Regions from separate parts of the Homo sapiens genome. Here region 1 is linked to region 2. The links are chromatin contacts, found by Hi-C in ENCODE. All regions are on one chromosome and are shown on one strand. The core of a region is the stretch at or near the end of the contact, and the rest is flanking DNA. Distances in the headings are between cores, read along the strand shown.

Region 1 (2,852 bases), core at 35-2,534, 400 kb after region 2:
TGCCCAGGTTTTCTTCTAGATTTTCTTCTAGGTTTTCTAGGTCTTATGTTTAAGTATTTGATCCATCTTGAGTTGATTTTTCTATAAGGTGTAAGGAAGGGGTCCAGTTTCAGTTTTCTGCATGTGGCTAGCCAGTTTTCCCAACACCATTTATTAAATAGGGAATCTTTTCCCCATTGTTTGTGTGTGTCAGGTTTGTCAAAGATCAGATGGTGGTAGACGTGTGGTGTTATTTTTGAGGCCTCTGTTCTGTTCCATTAATAAAGTCAATTACTTTAATCTCACATATCTTAAAATCAGATAAAGCATATTTAAAGTGGTATAGTAATGACAAAACTTACTACATTCATACAATCCCTACAAATACATACCCTACATAACAATAGCAATATTACATTAGAATTTTTGTTCTGGATTTACACACTTGCCCAGTGAAGGCCAGCATTAGCACCTCTGGCTGGCCACAGGAACTGGGACATGTCCACTTAAAGATTTTGACATTGGACTGGCCACTGCTGACCAGATGATACTGCCCAAGCCACAAGCCAACAAGTTGAGCCCTGATTTAACTTAGACTCTGTCTTCTTATCCAATCACTTACTGAAATACTTTCATAACGTTTTTCTGCATACCCACACTCCTCTCCAATTCCCTGCCCCACCCAGATTGCAACACTTTTATGTCTTTTCATTCGTGAAATTCTGTACCCTTTAATATTTTACTTTGACATTTGTTTTATCATTTCTATAATCATTTGTTTATACAAGGCTAACTCGGGGGGGAATTAATTTTGAATTATAAATTCACAAAGGCATTAGACACTTGGCTAGAGGATGAGCTGGAGATAAAAATTATTCTTAGACTATAAAGTATCTAAAATAAAGAAAAAAGAATTTACAAACATCTTGAAACTATAGGTTAAGGAGTTTCCAATTGTTTCTGACATGCAGGGATTGACAAATAAAAAACATTTCAGTGCTGGTTGCTAGCTTAAGATTTCTAAAATGTCACTGCATTTGTCTCTGTCCAATGCAGACCTCACTGAGGATATGCAGATGCTGTTACAGTAACAGCAATAATCCAAAATGTAATGACTTATTACCCCTACCTGCTCGTGCAAGACCTTGGGCACCTCTAAATTCCATCCAAATATTTCCTGGGGTCCCCCACAAATGTCTCACATGTTTTCATAAACAAAATCACTTATGCAGTTGAGGCAACATTTTTATTTTTCAGAGACAGGATCTCATTCTCTTGCCCAGACTGGAGTGCGGTGGTGTGATCATAGCTTACTGCAGCCTCGACCTCCTGGGCTCAAGACCTCTGAGTAGCTGGGATTACAGGAATGAGTCACTGCACCCAGTCCTAATTTAATTTAAGCATTTTTCAGAGACTGCCCCAATGTGCTCCAGACCCCGGATGACATGGGTTCATTCTGCAAGAAGGTTTCCAGATTAGAATCCCTTTGGGTACGGAATTTGGGGAAATAGTTTGGGGAAATGATTCTTTCAGCTTTTCTTTTAGCTTTTAGCTTTGCAGGGATTCAGCTAAGACAAGAGCTAAATAGGGCAGGCAGGGACTGGGAAGGGAAATATAGAGAAGAAAAAAATGTAAGAGATGATAAGCACCAGCATTCACACATGAAGATGACACCTTATGATGGATTGTGGTGATGGGGATTAAAGAGGAGTCAAAGTGAAATTAGAGTTTCTCGGCTGTTGCCAGGACAGTAAATAACAAAGAGGGAGGATGGATTGTACACAGGAGAAAGATAAGAACTTTTCTCTCAACTTCCTTCATGTACTTCGGCATGCGTTCACACAAACCTCACCTCGACGTTTTGAGAAGGAAATGTATTTGTGGTTCTTCAGTTGACATCTATTTTCTCATGTGTATTTTGCAAGCTTTGTAGCCCTAAGATAAAGTCAAAACAATGAAATTCTGTTTATTAGTGTTGTTACAGTTATTAAACTCCATTTTCTCTTTTGGGAAACATCAGTTCCATTAGAATTAGAAGATTGTCCCCAAAAATGTTTTCACAAGGATATTTGAGGATGCTTTTTTCATGATGGAAACGAATCGAAACAAATGTCCACCAGTGAGTGAACTGGGTAAATTAAGATCTATACAGATGATGAAGTCATTAAGAATGATCCATTCATCCATTCGTTCATTCAACATTTTTTTTTTGAATGGTAACTGTATGTCAGGCACTATTCTAGTTTCTTCAGAGGTAAACAAAGCCGGCAAAATGTTCTGCTCTCCTTGACCTTACAGTCTAGTGGAGAGAGACAGTAAACAAAATAAGTAAGGAAAATATATGTTAGATGTCAAGAAGCACTATGGATACAAATAAAGCAGGCAAGAGGATTAGGGAGGCCAAAGAAGGATGCCATTTAAAATAGGGAGATGAGGGAAGATGACATTTGAGTAAAAATGTGAAGGAGAAAAGGGAGAGCCACATGGATATTAGGGTAAGCTGCCTTCTAGGCTTATGGAAGAGCAGATGCAAGGGTGCTGAGGCAGGAGCAAGCCGGATGTGCCCAAGGAACAGAAAGGAGACTGGTTGAATAAGAGAAGTAAGTGAGCAGCAGAGAAGTAAACTAGAGGATCAACAAGATCAGAGATGCCAAGTTACACAGGGCTTGTCATAGACTTTAGTTTTTATTCTAAGTGACATGGGAGATCTTTGGACAATTTTGAGCAGACAAGAGCCATGATCTTATTTATGTTTTACAGGATCCCTCTGGCTCCTTTGTTAAGATTGGGTATAAGGGGTTGGGCACGGTGCCTCATGCCTGCAATACCAGCACTTTAGGAGGCCAAGGTTGGAGAATCACTTGAGGCTAGGA
Region 2 (2,806 bases), core at 59-2,558:
CGAGTAAGTTCTTTGTCTAGGATAATATTTTGTAATTTTCCACAGAATATTCTTCAGATGCCTAACTTGATGAAGGTTTTCAGGAGCCTAGTCTTAGAATCATAGAGGTTCTTGGCTCCTGGTTCCTTCTTAAATCCAATTGTTCATTACTGGAATATACAAATGAGTAGGGAGCCAGAAATGATAGGCACCAGAAACTGAGGTTTCCATTTCTCAATGTGGCCTGAACTAAATGAATTAAATCTCATCCTCCTATGGGACGTGAAGGAAAAGGGCTCTGGCTGGGAAGTACTGCTGTGCAGTGGTTAGTATAGTGGGTCTGAGGGTCAAATAGATTTGAGTGCAACTCCCAACCCAACTCCTACTACTAGCTTTGGGACCTCGGGTGAGTCACACAGCCCTCAGGTGCTACAGCTTCTATAAATAGTGATATAGTATTCTTACTTAAAGTGTGGCTGATCAGAGCAGCCCTTCCGTGGATCAACCACCCCATCAGAGGATCTATGTCTAGGATTGAGCCTTTTCTGCCCCAGGAGGTTCTTTCAGGTCCAGAGGCTTTCCCGTGGAGGGAAGAGAGGCAGCAATGAAATCAGCGTATAGGCGGACTGGGCTCTTTCCCCTTCATGTCTGCAGGGCAATGACCTCCTAGAGTCCGCTATGCACCCCCCACTTGCCTCTCTGGGCACTGCGAGGTGGAGCAGTTGTAGGACCAGGAAAAGCAAGAACAGAGCGTCCTCTTCGGCTACCCTACCCGGGAGTTCAGGCGCTGCGCCTGGCCCTCTGGGGCGTGTTTGACCATAACTCGCACCGCTTGCTCTTTTCCCATTTCAGCAAAGTCTTGAGCCTGTATTCTAGTACCTTTTATCAGCCTTGGGTAAGCAGCTCGCACGGGGTATATAAGGAGAATCAACTTTCTGAACTGAAAAAAATGTAAATAGTAAAGTCAGTCGTGCTTCTTCCTGCCGGTGACTGTTTACAAGAGGGAAGTCAGCGGGGCCCCCAAGAGGTCGCTGGTGGCGCAGGAACCGCATCCAGATTGTAAAGAACGGGGGAAGGAAAAAAAAAGAAAACACCCAGAAACTTTCTTCCTTGTTGCGAATAATCGCCGCCTCCCCCCCTCCGCCCCCAGCAGAAGCAGTAACGTGACACCCGAGCGAAATCCCGAGACCCGAGCGGAGAGGGAGGGGAGAGGGAGGAGAGTGCTGCGGAGCGCCGGAGGGAGAAAGGGGAGGAGAAGGAGGAAAACCCCTGTCAAGGAGGTGGAGCGAGGGGATGGTGTCCGCCTCCTGTTCCTCCCTGCCGTTTTTTAGAGAAGCCTGAACCGGGACAAAACACGCCGAGACCTACAGACACAAAGCCGGGGGGTCCACGCTGGCGCTGGAGGCGAGCCCCGGCGGCCGCAAGCGAGCCCGAGGCGCGGCGGGGCGCGGGGCGTGGGGACGCTAGCGGGCGCCGGACGGGCGCGGCGCCCCGTCACGGGCAGCGCCCCGAACCGGGGCCGGACACCTCGGCCGCTCGGGCCGCGGCGGCGGGGACCATGCCGAAGAAAGTCTCCTGAGCCCGGCAACTTCGGCCCCTCCCCGCCCCCACCCGGCTGCCCTCCGCGCGGCCCTCCCCATGTGCAGCCGGCCAGCCGGGCTCTCCTCCTCGCGGCGGATGGGTGACCTTTTCCTGGCACGGGCAGGCTGTGGGAGGCAGCGGAGCAGGCGATGAAGAAGAAGCAGCAGCATCCCGGCGGCGGCGCGGATCCCTGGCCCCATGGGGCCCCTATGGGGGGCGCCCCTCCGGGCCTGGGCAGCTGGAAGCGTCGGGTGCCCCTGCTGCCTTTCCTGCGCTTCTCCCTCCGGGACTACGGCTTCTGCATGGCCACCCTGCTGGTCTTCTGCCTGGGCTCCCTCCTCTATCAGCTCAGCGGGGGACCCCCTCGCTTCCTGCTCGACCTGCGGCAGTACTTGGGTAAGGAAGCTGGGCAGGCGCTAGGGCGGCGCCGACAGCGCAAAGTTGTGCGGCGGGGAGAGGGTCGCGGCGGGGACTTCTCGCGCTGCCACCGCGCGCCGCCGCCGCCCCGGGTCTCTCCAGGTGCTAAGCCCGTGAGCATCTGTGCCGCGGTCGGGAGCGCCTTCTTCCTCCCGCGCGTCCGACTGTCCTCACCGAGGCGGGGGCGCCGCTGGGTTGCGCTGCCGGCAGGTACCCCGGGGCGAGGCACCGCTCACCTTCCCCCCGCCCCACCTCCGCCACCCGGATCCGGACTGGGGCGGAGTGGATGGGTGTGTGGGGTGTGCCGGAGTGTGTGTATCTTCAGGCCTGGCGGCGCGGGGAGTGGCGAAGGGAAGGGAAGGTCCTCTTCGTTGCATTGTTAGTGACCGCAGTTCAGTCCCGTCCCGCGCCCCGGGGAGTGTGGGTGGGTTTAGCCCTTTGCCACCGTCCGCTCTGAGAATTCTGTCCCGCAGATCCCCCGCCTGCCCGCCGGCCCTAGTGGCTCCGCGCTGTCCCCGGGCTGGCTTGTCCCTTGGCTGCCGCTGCCCACCCCGCCGCCCGCAGCTAGCCTGGCGCGGGGAACGGGTTGCATCCAGGGGTTTGGGGATGCCCGAGGGCGCTGGTCAGCCTGGCCAGCAGTGTCGCCCCCAGTAACCCGAGGATCCTCGGCGCTGTGTGCGTCTCAAGCTCAAGTCAAAACTTGTGTGTGTGTGTGTGTGTGTGTGTGTGTGTGTGTGTGTGTGTGTGTGTGTGTGGTTTATTAGGAGAGAGGCCGCCTGTCTTTAGCAGAAGTAAGGAAGGGGTTTGACGGGAGGGAAAGAGCCGCTCC

The links. A loop is a pair of places that touch in the nucleus more often than their neighbours do. Pooled maps may share reads with other maps.
Region 1: a loop to region 2 is called in a pooled map, with 4 times the contacts of the local background. The contact joins the enhancer-like site here to the promoter of UST in region 2. A Hi-C loop is called at or near these places in 2 of 37 single-sample maps with no recorded cell type and 8 of 50 pooled maps.

The regions. Positions count from the first base shown.
Region 1 is chr6:149,146,795-149,149,646 of GRCh38, forward strand. All of the region lies in intron 1 of LOC124901426 (a long non-coding RNA gene), which reads left to right. Among named protein-coding and RNA genes, the nearest start is that of TAB2-AS1, 110 kb to the right of the region's middle. Within about 2 kb of position 1,285, at least 3 of the 41 ENCODE cell types and tissues checked have a DNase peak (open chromatin) inside an H3K27ac peak, as active enhancers do.
Region 2 is chr6:148,745,722-148,748,527 of GRCh38, forward strand. UST (uronyl 2-sulfotransferase) reads left to right here and starts at 1,309. Exons shown (of 8, transcript NM_005715.3): 1 at 1,309-1,956. The coding sequence starts at 1,710. RefSeq lists enhancers at 938-997, 1,058-1,137, 2,446-2,806 and silencers at 1,708-1,797, 2,098-2,267.